Regions from separate parts of the Homo sapiens genome. Here region 1 is linked to region 2. A link is an interaction called in ENCODE POLR2A ChIA-PET data of the cell type or tissue named here. Cell type or tissue: Panc1. All regions are shown on one strand. Each heading gives the region's core, and the rest is flanking DNA. Links, peaks and the distances in the headings are about the cores only. Region 1 overlaps AK5 (adenylate kinase 5). Region 2 holds the start of LOC124904202 (a long non-coding RNA gene).

The links. Peaks named below come from ENCODE experiments on the same cell type or tissue, not always from the same donor. Only the 100,000 strongest peaks of a DNase experiment are listed, where the experiment ranks them.
Region 1: POLR2A ChIA-PET joins it to region 2 with 10 read pairs; 3 of 35 experiments call an interaction of 5 or more read pairs at or near these places.

The regions. Positions count from the first base shown.
Region 1 is chr1:77,334,781-77,343,395 of GRCh38, forward strand. It overlaps AK5 (adenylate kinase 5), which reads left to right. Exons shown (of 14, transcript NM_174858.3): 6 at 5,597-5,788. Among named protein-coding and RNA genes, the nearest start is that of AK5, 57 kb to the left of the region's middle. In Panc1, for the core only: no CTCF peak of the experiment used is centred there; a DNase peak (open chromatin) is centred at 8,211.
Region 2 is chr1:77,435,341-77,443,955 of GRCh38, forward strand. The region is part of intron 8 of AK5 (adenylate kinase 5); the gene reads left to right. LOC124904202 (a long non-coding RNA gene) reads right to left here and starts at 2,264. Exons shown (of 2, transcript XR_007066178.1): 1 at 2,080-2,264. In Panc1, for the core only: no CTCF peak of the experiment used is centred there; no DNase peak of the experiment used is centred there.

The DNA.
Region 1 (8,615 bases), core at 252-8,251, 100 kb before region 2:
GGTATACCATTTTGGAGTCCAACAAAAGCCTGGGGGTGGGGTTTGGTGTGGTTACTTTCTAGAGCCTCTTCCCCTGGGTGGGCCCCATATATCACTTTTTGTCCCCTAACCCTGTGATCTGTTGAAAGCTCTGTCCAGAAATTACCTCCATGTTAAATGATAGCAAAGTCCAGTTGTCTGTCTTTTTTCCTTTTTTTAGAAAGTTTTTGTTTCAACTGTGATTTTCTCTTTTCTTTAGTACTTTACTTTCTGTTTTCTGACAGTTTAGCTTATCTGAATTATGGAGTCTAGACCTTCTAACACTTCTTCATAAAGAATAGGGCAGTCAAAAGTACTGACAGTTAAGAACAAGGAGCATTAAAATGAGCTCACTTTGCAGTCTGACACAATGAATATGTCTTTGCTTATACAAAGGCAGTCACAGGTTCTTTTAACAGAACAGTCATTCAAGTAAAGGCTTTAAAAATGGACAGAGGAAGATTGAGTTGTCTGTGTAATGAAAGAAGAAAAAAAGACTGAATTTGTTGATTCCGCAGGAGAAACAATATCAATAATTTGAAAGTTTACTTCCATGTAGACAAAAGTGATGCCTCAGTTTTTTGGGTTTTTTTTTTTTTTTGTAACTTATTTATTCACTCATTCAATCAGCACATATTTTTTGAGAACATACGCTAAGGAAAAGGATGCAAAGGATCTTATGACCACTGTTTTGTTTGCTGATACTTCTCAACATTTCACAGTGAATTTCTTAAAAACTTTCTGGGGTCTTCACATCTTTTAAAATAGAATGATGTCTGCTACTAAAGTTTTGGGAAAACATAAACAATTTAAGTATATTTTCCCTTTAAAATGGAGCACTATTGGAGAACATCAGGCCATAATGTATGCAGGGGTTACAAGGAATCCCATGAGCATCCTTATGGCTGGGGTGGAGCAGTCAGCTGATTACGCCTACCTGCTGTGGTGATCTTGGCTATTTTGTATTTTAATCTTTTTTACTCCCAGTCATATGTTATTTATCTATTTATCCAGGCTTAAAAACAGTGGAAATTTACTTCTCACAGTTCTGGAGGCTAAGAAGTGCAAGATCAAGGCACTGGCATATTTGGTGTCTAGTGAGGGCCTGCTTCCTGGTTCATAGCGGTCTTTTCTCTGTGCACTCACATGGTGAAAGGGACAGGGAATCTCTGGTTTCTATCTTATGAGGGCACCAATCTCATTCATGCTTTTTATTTATTTGTGTATTCATTGTATGTTTTTTGGTTTGAGGTTACCATGAGGCTTGCACATACTATCTTATAACCCTTTTTTTTTTTTTTTGAGATGGAGTCTCACTCTGTTGCCAGGCTGGAGTGCAGTGGCGCGATCTCATCTCACTGCAACCTCCGCCTCCCGGGTTCAAGTGATTCTCCTGCCTCAGCCTCCCGAATAGCTGGGACTACAGGCATGCGCCACCACGCCCAGCTACTTTTTGTATTTTTAGTGGAGACAGGGTTTCACCATGTTGGTCAGGATGGTCTCGATCTCTTAACCTCATGATCTGCCCACCTCAGCCTCCCAAAGTGCTAGGATTACAGGCATGAGCCACTGTACCTGGCCATAACCCATATTTTAATCTGATAACAACACTGTTTGCATAAACAAGCAAGCAAAAAGACAACTAATAAAAACTCTATGCCTTAACTTCATCCCCTCATTTTTAAACTTTTTTGTTGTTTTTATTTATATCTTATGTCTTGTAAAGTTATCATCGTTATTATTTTTGACTGGTGCATCATTTAGTCTTTCTACTTAGGATAAAAGTAGCTTACACACTACAGCTACAGTATTATAATATTCTGTGGTTTTTTTTGTGTGTGTGTACTTACTATTGCCAGTGAGTTTTCTACCTTCATATGATTTCTTATTGCTCATTAACTAACTTTTCTTTCTGGTTGAAGTACTCCCTTTAGCATTTCTTGTAGGACAGGTCTGGTGTTGATGAAATCTCTCAGCTTTTGTTTGTCTGGGAAAGTCTTTATTTCTCCTTCATGTTTGAAGGATATTTTTGCTGGATATGCTATTCCAGGGTAATGGTATTTTTTTCCTTCAGCATTTTAAATATGTCATGCTACTCTCTCCTGGCCTGTAAGGTTTCCACTGAACTAGTCATATGGCATTAATTTATACCAAGGAAAGACAGCAAATTAATCACAGTTATAACATTAAATAGCTTAGCAGATTCATTTCAAGGTCATCTTTTTCAGGCCTGAAGTTGCATTTATTGATCAAAAATCTTATGTATTCCACTCAATTTTTCTGTAAACCTAAAACTGCTTGGAAAAAGTCTAACTAAAAACATACATAAACAAAATGCAATTTTATTCAAAGTATTAAAAAACCACATAAATTTCAAGCTGTCGCTAGTGTTTCAAAAGCCAATACCTGTAGTAAAAGACAAAATATAGTGATGATTGTAATTGTTGTAGTAATCCCACATAGGTAGAAGGCTATCCATGGCCTTACTGTGTCAAGCAAAGAGAAGCACTTACATTAACAGACTAAAATAAACACAAAATGTATTAAAGTAAAACATTTCAGTGCAAAATGCAAAAATTTAAAAATGCAAGTTTTTATCTGCATTCAATGCTGAGTTAGAAGTTTTTTCTTATATTTTAATATGCGTTATCTCCAAACCAAGCACAATATATCATTTTATTTGTCAAAAAAATTTCTTATGTAATTTATTTAAAGTAAATTTTAAATTATATCTTTTATTATAGTGGCTGAAGCTGGATGTTACTGGTAATTATGTTAACTATGAATTTTATAACATAATATTTGATAAAAATAAAAGCTTTAACTTCAGGTAATCTCTTTATCATATATCATACAAATACTACAAGTGATTCTCTAATTTTTTAAGGTTTCTCAAAAATGATTTGCATGTTGTTTAAAAATTGGGAAATACTAACTTCTGAGTTGGGAGTTTATTCCTTACTTTGCAGCGGGGAAAACTGAGGTTCAAAGGGATTGAACAATTTGCACAAGGACAAACAACGAATAGAAGGCAGATTCTAGATTCAAACTCAGTATTGTCTGATTCTACAATCCATGCTCCTAATCACCTTTCCTAGCATACGCCTGTGCTTACACAGTGGCAATGAGAATTGAAGACGAGACATCTGAACAATGTTTTCTTTTTATTTTTTTTTTTTTTTTGAGACAGAGTCTTGCTCTTGTCACCCAGGCTGGAGTGCAATGGCACGATCTCAGCTCACTGCAACCTCCGCTTCCCGGGTTCAAGTGATTCTCCTGTCTCTGTGTCCTGAGTAGCTGGGACTACAGGCACACGCCATCGCACCCGGCTATTTTTTTTATTTTTAGTAGAGACGGGGTTTTGCCATTTTGGCCAGACTGGTCTCGAACTCCTGACCTCATGATCTGCCTGCCTCAGCTTCCCAAAGTGCTGGGATTACAGGCATGAGCCAATGCACCTGGCCATTTGAACAATGTTTTAAAGACAAAATCAATAGGCAACAGTGATAACTTGGATAGATAGAAGTTTAGATGGGTAAGGGTTAGAATAGATACTAAGTCTTCTAGCTAAGAGATTTAGGAAAGGAGTGTTGCTACAATAAAAATAAATAAGTTGAGATTTTATTTAGGTGGGAAGTTGCTGAGATTAATTTTTGGTCTTGCTGAGTCACAGGTAACATTCAGATGTAAATAGAGCTGTCACATAGACATTTGAAAACATAGAACTGGGTACTATTGAAAGTCAGTGCTGACAGTGTAGATTTGAACTTTATCAGCAAAAGGTAGTGGTTGAAACCAAAACAGTGGAAGGGCACTGAAAGAGTGAGAACCTGGAGAGGGAAGAGTATGATCTAAGCCTTGGAAAACACCCCCACTTCAGGGATCTGAGGAGGAACAAATGTGAGCAGAGGACAAAACAACAAAATAAAAAATAAGAAGTTAAAGGAGAACCAGGACCACATAGAATCATGAAAACTAAGAGATAGTAAATGTGGCTAAAATGTATTGAGCACCTGCCATGAAACATACATGCTATGTATTTTATATTATTTAATCTTCATAATAACTCAAGGAGGTAAGTTCCTGTATCTCTATTGACAGATAAGGACATAGAGGTTTAGCAAGATTAAATTATGTGCCTGTTGTTCAGCTAGTAAGTCCTGGGGCAAAAAAACTGGAATCCATGTCTTCCAGCCTCCCAAGTCCATTTTTTAACTAGTGGTCTCCAGAGTGCACAAAGCAAACCACTGTGATATGGGAAAAAAATCATTAAAATTACAATAATAGAATCCCATCCTTTAAAAATTGTATTTTCATATATATATTTTACAATGTGCATTCTGCACTAGTATAGTAATACATGCATATCATATGTACATGCATAATTTGTAAATTAATAAGTAATTGCGGCATATGCTTAAAACATTTACTAATGTGAAGAGGCAGTAAAACACTTTGGAGATTATTGCTTCAAACCACTATGCAAACTGTCTTTTTGCCTCGTCCCATTCTCAGTTGTAAGCTGCATTCACTTCATATAGTCGTGCTATGTTTTAAATGCAATGCTAGTTCTAATTTAGTTAAATAGAAACTTTTTACTTCATAGGTTCTTTTCATCCTACTTCTTAGTATTTTCTGAAATTTATGAAGACCTTTGGGCCTTTTAGTGCTTTGTGATAGTGAAAGGAACAGAGGCCTTAGACCAGACAGACTTGAGTTCAAACATTAACTTTTACTTTACTGACCATGTGATCTCAGACAAGTACTTAATTTCTCAGAGCCTCAGCTCATCTATGAAATGGAGATAACATTTACCTTGCAGATTGTTGTAAAATTTAGCAATATCTTTTTTTTTTTTTTTTTTTGAGATGGAGTCTTGCTCTGTCACCCAGGCTGGAGTGCAATGGCACAATCTCAGCTCACTGCAACCTCCACCTCCCAGGTTCAAGCAATTCTCTTGCCTTAGACTCCTGAGTAGCTGGGATTACAGGTGCGTGCCACCACCTGTAGAGACGGTTTCACCATGTTGGTCAGGCTGGTATTGAACTTCTGACCTCATGATTCTCCCGCCTCAGCCTCCCAAAGTGCTGAAATTACAGGTGTGAGCCACCACGCCCAGCCAGCAATATCTTAAGGAAACAGCATTGGGCCTGGCATACAGTAGATAATTTTTAAATGGCACCAAATAGTAATAATAACAATAGTACTTGTTTGCTGTAGAGAACATCTGTGGCCCAGTAGTTCCTCCCATCTAAAATCAAGTTGCATATATAATATTTTTAGCAAAGTTTGGCTGAGACTGTTCTTAATTCAACTTGGAAACTTATTTGAGCATATATAAAAAGTGTTGGCTACTGCATATGGCCACATGAGTTAGAGAATGCTATTTACATGGACTACAGTGGGAATGGCTGCTCCTGGCCTTGGGTAGAGCAGCAGCCCTGGAAATACACTGTCAAAAACATAGAGGGCCAAATATATGGCAGCCTCCACAGAACAAAAGGAAATGAATGCAGCTGCCCACACATGCATTAGTTGGTATGTTGAATGCCTCTCTATTTGTTGATGCTCTCCACAGATCTGTACCCCCGATTTGGTGGTATTCCTGGCTTGTGCTAATCAGAGACTCAAAGAAAGATTACTGAAGCGTGCAGAACAGCAGGGCCGACCAGACGACAATGTAAAAGCTACCCAAAGGAGACTAATGAACTTCAAGCAGAATGCTGCTCCATTGGTTAAATACTTCCAGGAAAAGGGGCTCATCATGACAGTAAGTTAGCTCGACTTTTACAAGTCCAATACAAGAGCGCTCTTTCAGATTTCTCATTAGCCCATGTTCTCATGTAGAAATCCTCTTTACCTTAAAAAGTGGCTTTTGGGGGGTACAGAACCAATGGAAAAAAATGTATCATTTTGACCTGATTTGCCTTTTTAAGCCATCATGTTTTTTTAAAAAAACTTTCTTTTTAATTTAATTGATTTTTATGAAAGAAGATAAATTTTAACCTTGGCCAAAATTCTGTAGTCCTCAAGTAAAAAAGTGTTTTAAAGTAACTGTCTGGGTGATTGTAAGCAATATTTGTCCAGTCTCTCCACTCTTTTGTCTGTCTTTGGAAGCCTAACAAAATTGATAGACTTATAACCACACAGTTGATGTGGGGTTATAATAGATTTAAGCGTTGTTTGTCATGATCTACTACATAAAGAAATGAGGTTCTGACTTCACAGAAAAAGTTTCCTAAGGGTTTGACTTGTCATAAAGAAGTGATAATGTATCAAAATGGGAGGTAGTCACCCTTCTGCTCCTTTGATACAATGCAAATATTAATGTTTTCCTAAATTTTTAGTTTGTTTTATGGCTAATGATATTCAATGTGCCAATGAAAGATGACACTGAATCATTAGTTTGTACAGTTTTTAGAATCTAGAACATTAGAGGTGAAGGTTCAGCTAAATTTATGATAATCACAGCATCAGATTCCAGCATTAAAGCGTAGAGGAGACAAAGAGGATAATGGGTCATCTGAAGAAAGCACTTTATGCAAGAGGACACTAAAACCACAGCAGCTGCTTGACAGCTAGATGGTGGCAGACCTTGGCAGAATCCTCCTCTCAGCCCTCGGGCCCGGGCCAGTGGACCAAAGAGTTTTGTGTAGTTGGGTTACAAGCCTCTGTAGAGAATCTAATCAAAGCGATGCATGCCCATCCCAATAAAAAGCACATAAAGACTTTTTTTCACAAATTTTAGGTAAATCAGCTGAAGCCCATCCAGAGAGCTCCTGTGATCTTGACAATTCCTGGGTTAAAACTCTCTTCATTAGACTAGGATGCCCTTAGACCTGAAAGAGACAGACATGACATTTGAAGAATAATTTCTTTGCAATCTTTTTAGCACCATAAAGAAATATTTAACGTGATTTGCTCTTTGAGTCAAAGTTGTCATGTCGCAGAGTTGTAAGTCTGATCTGGAAATTGTTCACAATGCCAGGGTTCATATTTTGATCTAAAGCAGGCATTGAGTAATTGAAAAGATTTGGGAAAATCAGGGTGGATGCTTCTGTGGCTATGTTTTGTTGGGGTTATTGTTTGGTTTTTGTTTTGTTTTGGTTTGGTTTTTTGAGTTGGAGTCTTGCTCTGTCACCTGGGCTGGAGTGCAATGGCGTGATCTCAGCTTACTGCAACCTCCATCTCCTGGGTTCAAGCGATTCTCCTACCTCAGCCTCCCAAGTAGCTGGGATTACAGGTGCACACCACCACGCCCAGCTAAATTTTTGTATTTTTAGTAGAGATGGGGTTTCACCATGTTGGCCAGGCTGGTCTTGAACTCCTGACCTCATGATCTGCCCACCTCGGCCTCCCAAAGTGCTAGGATTACAGGCTGTTGTTTGTTTTTCTCACCAGTTACCAACACTAACTTCCACATTGTATCATAAAAAAAGAAATTTGCCCTACAAACCAAACCCCAACTGTAAGGTGCAGGGCCAGATTTAATTGATGTTTGTAAGGCTCAAAGGTGTTACCAGAGTGTCTCTGATTACTCCCTGCTTGTCACATTCGTCATCACAAGCAGAGCAGATTTCTCAAATGAATGCGGAGTGGATATTATTAATTTACTAATATTTTGCATGGAGGTGAAATGCCATTGCCTCTAATTGAGGGAGTCAATAACAATGTGGATGACAGCCTGTAACCTCACTGCTAAAACCAAATGAGCTTTAAGATAAATGCTTCTAATTACTGACAGAAAACTTGCCTAGTAAAGTCGCCTTTTGGAAAGCAATGAACGCAAACACAGGCTAAGCTCTGGGGAATATAATTTGAAAAAATTTGACAAAGAAGCAAAACATGTGTCCTCTTTTAGAACCTGGATCATAGTTTATTGCTGGAATTAAAATATATTTGGTGACACTTCTGCTTTTAAAGATGAGTTAAATAATAAAAATGATCATTTGTATTAATAATAAGCATGTTAAGATTTTAATAAAAATCTGGGGGTTAATAGATCAAACCCAAATATTTCCTTTTCTCTGTAGTTTTTTTTTTTTCCTTTTCTCCCACCTGCCCCTCCTGATTCATTCATTTACTCATTCAGTAAATATTTACTGAAAACCAGGATACTCTGCTAGGGGACAGGGGTGCAGAGCTAAATAAACAAAGGGTAAGGATCTTTATTTTGGCACAGACATATTGCAGACACCTAGAACAGTACCTTCTCACTATATAGTAAGCTCCAGGAAATGAACAGAGCTTGCAGTGTGTGGAGAAAGAGACATTAAACAATCAGTTATTAAGTGTGATGACTGTTGAGTTATGTGTTATAATTGTGATGGATTATTAAGTGTGAAAATGTGCAGGGTGTCCTCACATATGTCATGCACTGTTTTAGGGATTGGGATTCCCTGTGGTGAATAAAATAGACTGTCTCCACACTCCAATAGCATTAATCACTTATCTCTGCACAAAGTTCTTAAGGGCCACAGAGACCATGTCCCTGTTTAGTCCAGTTGAGAAACTTCATGTTAGTACCCCTCTTCTCTGGCGCTTTGGTGTCTGAATCCTGTCACTTGGAATCTCAGTTCCGTTGCCATTTAATAATT
Region 2 (8,615 bases), core at 443-8,442:
GGGAAAGTAAATAGACTGTAAAACAGAGGCTGGGCATGGTGGCTCACGCCTGTAATCCCAGCACTTTGGGAGGCTGAAGCCAGGGGATCACAGGGTGAAGAGACCGAGACCATCGTGGCCTACATGGTGAAACCCCATCTCCATTAAAAATATAAAAATTAGCTTGGCATGGTGGCGTACACCTGCAGTCCCAGCTACTCAGGAGGCTGAGGCAGGAGAATCGTTTGAACCCGGAAGGCAGAAGTTGCAGTGAGCCAAGATGGCGCCAGCACTCCAGCCTGGTGACAGAGCAAGACTCTGTCTCAAAAAAAAAAAAAAAAGAAGCTGCAGTTTAGAAGATGGCTGAAATTTTACAGAATTAAAAATCAAAGACTTTCACAAATTTTACTAAGAGCAGATTAGTACTTCAAGAAAACTCTGTTGTTCTAATATAAGAAACCAAAATCTTAGTTTTATATCTTAGTTGTAAATTAAGTTTTAACTTATAAACTAAGTTATGTATATAATCCTTAATCCTTAGAAAGATATACATAATTCCCTTTTATTTATAGCAAACTTGATTACACACACAAAACTCCTTTTATAAAATTCATCCCTCAAAAACCTTTCACGATCTGCACAGACCTTTGATGGCATGCTTAAGCCGTTAGTTTTGTCCTATACATTCGCTTTTTAAAATAACAAGTCACCTTAGGATAAAAATTTACTTTCCTTGTTCCCTTGTTATTTTGAAAAATTATTCACTTCTAACATTCCATGCCAAAAATACATCTTCACACTTAAAACTTTCTTCACATCTCTGTTTCCTACTTACTGGTTCCTTTCTGTCTTGTTTCTATTTCCTTTCTAAATTCGTATTTTGAAACAATCTTTAAATAACCTCTAAATTAGACAAATTTTTCTTTTTCTCAACAAAGAACATATTTTTATCCCTTTCTTATAACTTCTCCTCCCAAAACACATTTTACATTTATTGGTATGCTTTGTATACAGAATTATATATGTTAATTAAAATTCAAACTCTTAGTAACATTAATTTCTAATGAAAGTGTAGGAAGCAAGAAATTTTGAACTGTTCCATATCAGTATTTTATATATAAGAATGATTTTATAATTTTGGAAACATGTTTCCTCATAATTTTAATGTGTATTAATGAACCCAAATATATTTGTTTTTCTATAAAATTTAAGAAGCCAAGAACAAACTTATATTTGTGTTCAGCAATTTGTTTCAATATTTTATCTTATTTTGAAATGACCCAGATACTTAATGAGTATCTGTTACTTAATTTAACATAACTTTAAAATTTTAAGTTATCAAAAAGATTTTTTGAAACTAAGAAGAATTAATTTATAAATGATTATACCATTTACATTCACCTAATTTGTTTATTTTTAACAATTATAACTATATTACTTATGAAAACTAAGATATTAGACAAGGCTAGTAATTATTTCAGGCTAATTCCTTGTTAGCCGTTTTTACAGGCTGTGACTATTAAGCATTCCTCACCCAACTAAGAACCATAAAGTTAAATACTTCAGTATCTTGCCAATAACTCAGAAAATACAGCTGCTTTCATTAAATCAACAATATTAAATTAGTATTACTTATCAAGGAATTACATAAACAAAGATCGTTCTCTTTTTAGGATGGATTCATAGTTCTATGACATTCATGTCAAACACTGACTCCTTAAAATATATCTAACAAAGATAAATGTAAAACTGCCTGACCAGTAAACTCAGGCACAAATCTTTGCTGACAATTCTTAAGACATTTCTGTTTTTATTTTATCAACAATTTTAAAATCAGTTTACTTATCAAACATTTACCCAAGTCAGGTGAACTTAAAAACTTTGAGGTGGCTATTATGTTTTTGATAACATACTTGATTGAAGTGCTTAATTTTTCCCTTTAATTAATTAATTAATTAGCTCTTTGATATATTTTGGTAGAAAAATACATACATGCAACATAAAAACATACAGACAACATGAATACATCGAAGCAGATTCTTTAGCTTTCATTTTGAAATGTTAATCATGAGACAGCAAAACATAGTAATTTAAACTTACCAGTTTATAAAAGGACAGTTGAATCCAAATTATATTTCTGACAAAATGGGACCTGTTCACATGGCTAAATTTTATTTGCCCTGATAGGTGATCTTATGAAGGCTGTGGACCAAAGCTTTGGGTAAAGCAGTTTCCACAGCAGTTTGATTTTTAGAAACCTCTTTTTCTCCTTCAAGTTTTAAACTGGTACAGAGGTTAAATATTCAAACATTTTCATTTTAGATAGCACCAACTAAATTGTGTAGAAAAACAAAATACCCCGGTGGCCTTGAATTCCGGCAATAAATTTATCTTTTTATTTGTTTGTCTGATTTACTTGATTAGTCGATGCAGGCAGGAAAGCATTTTAGAAAAAGGTATTTAAAGGGTTTTTTTTTCCCCTCAGCTTTTCCTGGCTCACATACAGCAGACAAAGCAAAATTTTTATGTCAAAGATACCTTCTATTATTCCCCTGAGCTCAAGATTTCGACCTGTTTGATCTGAGAGCCTAACTTTTGTAAACCTTAATCTAGTTCTTTCCTTCTTAGACTATCTAGCTTTTAATTAACTAAAGCAATTGTTAAATCACCCTAAGCAATTGCTAGTCAATCAAAACTAAATTAACATTTCCAAAAGGGATGACTCTTAGGTGTACTGGATAGCTTGTTGGCTGTCATGGAACTACTGTAATTTGAAAGCCCTCTCTTTTTTTGTTATTTTGGCTGAAATGCTCTTTAAAAAACTTGTAAGTAGCTTTGGAAACTAGCAAAATTAGGTTATTTTAATACAAGTGAAAAAGCAGATTCAGAGAAGCAGAGATGGGGAAAAAAAGGAGAAAAAAAGAAGTTGAGAGCCTCTACATACCAGCATTTTGTTTTAACCCTATATTTGGTACAAAAAAAAAAAAAAAAAAAAAAAAAAAAAACAAGCTTGGGGAGTTCAAATAACGCCTAAGATGGCCATTGGTTTAAAAACATGCATGAGGAAAAACCATGTAGCTGGCTGGAGTCCCAGAAAAACTGGCATGCCTTAATGTTTGAGAATCTCGTTTTGTTTCTTATTAATCTCTTGAGAGAAAAGAAATCTATGCATTCTATCAGGGAATGTCAGGAGTTTGGTATTTTAGATAGTGGCTTTTAATTGGCCATCTCACACCTACCACTTTGTATGTTTATTTTTGCTCTGGGAAGATGTTCAAAAGCAAGCAAGAAGAGAAAAAAAGTACAAGATTCAAATTATTTATAGATGTGCATAACCAGACCAAAATGAAACCAAAATTAGAGTGCTCACAAAAATGTTAAGCCAGGCATGCTAATCAACCAAAATATCAAACTAGGCATGCAGACCAAAAGTGAATTCACCAGAAGAGACATGCATCACAAACAAAGTACACGTTCTATAAAAACCAGAGTACTCGAACCAGAAGAACATTGTCCTTAAACCAGAAAGGGCTTGCCAGAAAAGACAAAAGTTTTTATCATTCCAGGGGGAATGCAAGGTCCATTATTAAGGTGGCCTTACAATCAAATCAGATCCCAAATAATGTCCAAAAAACTCACCAAAGGGAGAGAGTCAGAAAATCTGAGAAGAAATTCTCCAGGACCAAAAAGGCGACTCGTAGAAACGAAGAGCACAAAGGGCTCAGGTGATACTGCTCTCCATTTCAGGGGCTGATAATCTATCTAAGGTGAGCTGACTTAGATCTCACTTCTGACACCATTTATATAATCCTAAATAAGAGAGAGAGAGACTCTCTGAAAGAAAATAATATTTATTTGGGAATGTACATTGCCATGGGAATACATTTGCTGTAGTAATCTATGTGCATATTTAGGGAGGCAAAGGAAGCGAACATTTTCTAAAGGAAAAATGAGGAAGATTACATAATTTTTATTGATACATATTGTACATATGGGGAACAGGTGATATTTTGGTGCACGCATACAATGTGTAATGATCAGGTAATTAGGATATCTATCACCTCAAACATTTATCATTTCTTTACATTGGGAACATTACAAATCTAGCCATTTTGAAATACACAATGAATTATTAACTATAGTCACCCTACTTTGCTATCAAAAACTAGAAATTATTCTTTTTATCTAACTGCATTTTTATACCCATTAACCAACCTCTCTTCACCTCCTCTCCCTCATCACTCTTCCTAGCCTCTGGTAACCAACATTTAACTCTCTGCCTCCATGATATTTACTTTTTTAGCCCTTGCATATGAGTCAGAACTGTGATATTTATCTTTTTGTGCCTGGCTTATTTCACTTAACATAATGTCCTCCAGTTCCATCCATATTGCTGCAAATGACAGTATTTATATAAAATTTGGCCATAAAAAAGAATATGTATGTATATACATATATATGTATGTATACATGTATATGTATATACATACATATATATGTATGTATGTATATCTCATTTTCCTTATTCATTCATCCATTGATGGACACTCAGGTTGATTCCATATCTTTGTTATTGTAAACAGTGCTGCAATAAACTTGGAAGTGCTATATCTCTTCAGCATACTGCTTTCTGGGGTTTTGTATATCCTTTGTTCTTGCTTTCTTATTTATTGTTATTGCAGTTTGGTGGGTTTTTTGTAGTGATAAGCTTTGATTCTTTTCTTTCTCTTTGGTGTATCTATTCCACCAGTGAGTTTTATACTTTCATGTTTTTTCGTAATGATGATGATGATCTTTTTGCTTCCAGGTGTAGGGCTCCCTTGAGCATTTCTTGTGAAGCCAGTCTAGTGCTTTCAAATTTTCTCAGTTTTTGGTTGTCTGGGAAAGACTTTATTTCTCCCTCATTTCTGAAGGGTAGTTTTGTTGGATATGCTATTCTTGACTGACAATTTTTTGCCATTCTTTGAATATGTCATCTCATTTTCTTCTGGCCTATAAGGTTTCTCCTGAGAAATCTGCTGTTCCTCTAATAGGGATTCCCTTATAAGTAGCTCTATGCTTTTCTCTTACTGTTTTTAAAATTCTCTCTTTGCCTTTGATTTTTGATAATTTGACTATAGTGTACTTTGGAGAGGACTTTTTGGGTTGAATCTGTTTGGGGACTTTTGAGCTTCCTGGATTTGAATGTCCATATATCCCCTCAGACTTGGGAAGTTTCTAGCTATTACATCATTAAATAGGCTTTTTTACACCCTTTACAACATCTTCTCTTTCTGAAACTTCCAACTTCCAGAATAAAAATATTTGTTCACTTAATGGTGTCCCATAAGTCTTGTAGGCTGTCTTCAGTCTTTTGTCTTTTTCATTCTTTTTTTTTCTCTAACTGTATAATTTATAATGGCCTATATTCAAGTTCAGAGGCTCTTTTTTTTTTTGTTGTTTTGTTTTTTGAGACAGTCTCACTCTGTCACCCAGGCTGGAGTGCAATGGCATGCAATCTCAGCTCACTGCAACCTCCACCTCCCAGGTTTAAGCTATTCTTCTGCCTCAGCCTCCCAAGAAGCTGGGATTACAGGAGCCCACCATGCCCAGCTAATTTTTGTATTTTTAGTAGAGACGGGGTTTCGCCATGTTGGCCAGGCTGGTCTCCAACTCCTGACCTCAGGTAATTCACCTGCCTTGGCCTCCCAAAGTGCTGAGATTACAGGCGTGAGCCACCGTGCTCAGCCAGAGGTTCTTTGTTCTGCTTGATAAAGTCTGCTTTTTCAGCTCTCTATTGCATTTTTTATTTCATTAATTGAATTCTTTAGCTGCGGGATTTCTGTTTGGTTTTTTAAATGATATCTCTGTTGTACTTCTCATTCATATCATGAATTGTTTTCTTGATTTTATTGAATTGTCCATCTGTATTTTCTAGTACATCATTGAGTTTCCTTAAGATAATTATTTTTTAATTCCTTTTCCATCAATTCATTGATTTACTTTTTATTGGGGTCTCTTACTAGAGAGTTATGTTCCTTTAGTGATATTAAACTTCCATGCTCTTTTATGTTTTATGTGTCCCTGCATTCATGTCTGTGCATTTAGTGGAACAATCACCTCTTCCAAACTTTCTAGAGTGGCTTTCATAGAAAAAGACTCATCTACAGTTGGGTCCTGGTGTGCTCGTTGGGAAAGATGTGGTGACTCTGTTTCCAAGTAGGTGCCATTTTATAGTCTCTCTGCAGCTTCTCTGGCTGTGTTGAACATCAGTAATAACTGTAGGCACCTCAGTGGTTTAGGCTGTAGGACTTTGTGGTAGCTGTAGTGGCAGTGTTTATTGTTAATATCCTCAGTGGCAAGGGCTTCCGGGGTCTTCCTATTCTTATTTTCCCCACAATGGGGACACTTAGCTGAGAGGATCCTTCTTGATGTCAGGTCTGACACAGCCTAGAAGCAATTGCAGTGGCACTGGTCACAGAGGCAGGTGCCCAGAGTGGCTGTGGGGCCAGAGTTCTGTGCTCAAGATCTCTCAAACCTATTGTGACACTTGGGTATTGGGGTGCAGATTTGCTCTCTGTGGCAGCGTTGGAGGTAGGTTGTTCACAGAGCCAGGATCTGTGACTCTGAGGTACCCCCTAGCAGCTTGGGTCCAGGAGGTTGGGTTGTAGCTGTGATTCTGCCCTGGGAGGCAGGGCACAGCCCTGGCCTGACTCCAAGAAATAAAGGATACTCTGGAGGTTTTAGCCCAGGGCACAGGATATGGCTGCAATTTGGAAGCCTGAACCAGTAGGGCTTGGTGGCAACTCGGGTCCCTAGACATGAGGCACTGTGTAGTGGTAACAGATGGGGAAAGGTATGACAGTGGCTCAAAACTCAGCTTAGGGATGTCAAGCCATGGGCAGGGATGATTCAAAAGCAGTTTAGACTCAGGGATGAAAGACTGCCATGGCTACTCGCACCCAGAGCAAGATACACTCCAGCAGTAATTCCATTTCCAAGATGGTGTGTAGGGCAGTAGCCATGTGGGCACAGAGGGTGGGGCTCCTTCTCTAGAGGGAAGAGAGCTATATGGACTCCAGGCAGCTCCTTCAACTGGGCTTAAGTGCTTGTGAGGGCTGCAGAGGACCCCAGTGGTAAGGACTGTAGGTATCCAAGGTGCTGACAGGAGCTGCTGCGATCCTCTTGCTTACTTTTTCCCTATGGAGAGAAGTTCCTCCAGGTTCCCAGCTTATCCTAGCTGGGGGATAGGGTGGTGGAAGTCAGGTGTTTCCTTCTGTTCTCTGTGTGACCATCCTGAGTTTCTGTGCTCCCCGGAGTTTCTGTTATTGTTTGGATGTACTTCAGTGCCCTCCTTCAGTTATTTTTATTAAAATGTAATTATTTCTTCATTGTTTTATCTGTCTTTGTTGAGGGGACAAGCGCTAAGGACTTCTAGACAGCCATCTTGCTGATGTCACCATCTGCATAATTGTTTTGAGATAATTATCCTTGGCTGCAAGGATCAATAACAAGGATGGTGTCAGTCCAAGGTTGGATGGGCAATTGCTTGGCAGATGTCCTCCCAGAAGCATTTTTTGTGTCAAGTAGCAATGGCCTTTGTGTAAAATTGTGGGGTTTGCAGAATTTTTTTATTGTTTTATCAGGCATTTGTGCATGAGAACCCTTCCTTCATGACCTTCTCTGTCTCCATTTTTCAAGGTTGTTTTTAACACAACTGACTCCATTTTGATTCTGACAACTTTCACACCTACCGGGATTTAAAATTAAATTCTGCATCTTCTGACTTGAGATCTTCTGTAATAATTAAACATTAATTTCCTGCCACTGAACTCCTAAAGCATTAGAGGCTCATACCTTAAGTCTTAGCACTTGATTATACATGTTGAGTATCTCTTACTCAAAATTATTGAGACTAGAAGTGTTTGGGATTTCAGATTTTTTCTGGTCTGGGGTGCTCAACTGGTATTTAATTTTATAATTCATTGTGTACTGACTCGTATTACTCCCTAACTGTCTCCTGTATGCTATATGCATCCATTACAAACAAGAGCATGGAGTCTTAACCCAGATAGACATGGATCAAATTGCAAGGTGCAAGATACTTAACCTCTTCAAGCCTGCATTTGTCTGTAAAACTGACATAACTTGCAGACTATTTTGATTAAAAGAGATAATCTATGTAAAAGCACCTAGCACAGTAGACCATCCAGGAAGTATTTCTTCTTCTTTCTTTCCTTCTTGAGAGGGAGGGCCTATCAGTACTTCTTTTGTGTCCACTGCACTGTGACAGGGACACTGTAGAGATCCAAATAGATTTAATGAATAAAATAATAATGCCGCATTCCATGGCCAGAACAGAGTTTACTGTGGGGAGTCTGTGTGTGTGTGTGTGTGTGTGTGTGTGTGTGTGTGTGTGTGTGTGTTCAACTGAATTTCCATAGTGATATTGAGCTTCTAAATCAAGAAAAATATTTTTTTCTAATTTATTTTTTAAATATTTTAAGTAAACTTTATTGTATATGTGTAAGGTATACAACATGATGTTAAGAGATACATCTATATAGTAAAATAATTATTATAGTGGAACAGATTGACACATATGTCATCTCACATAGTTACCTTTTGTCCTACCCACCCACCCAAGACATGAGCAG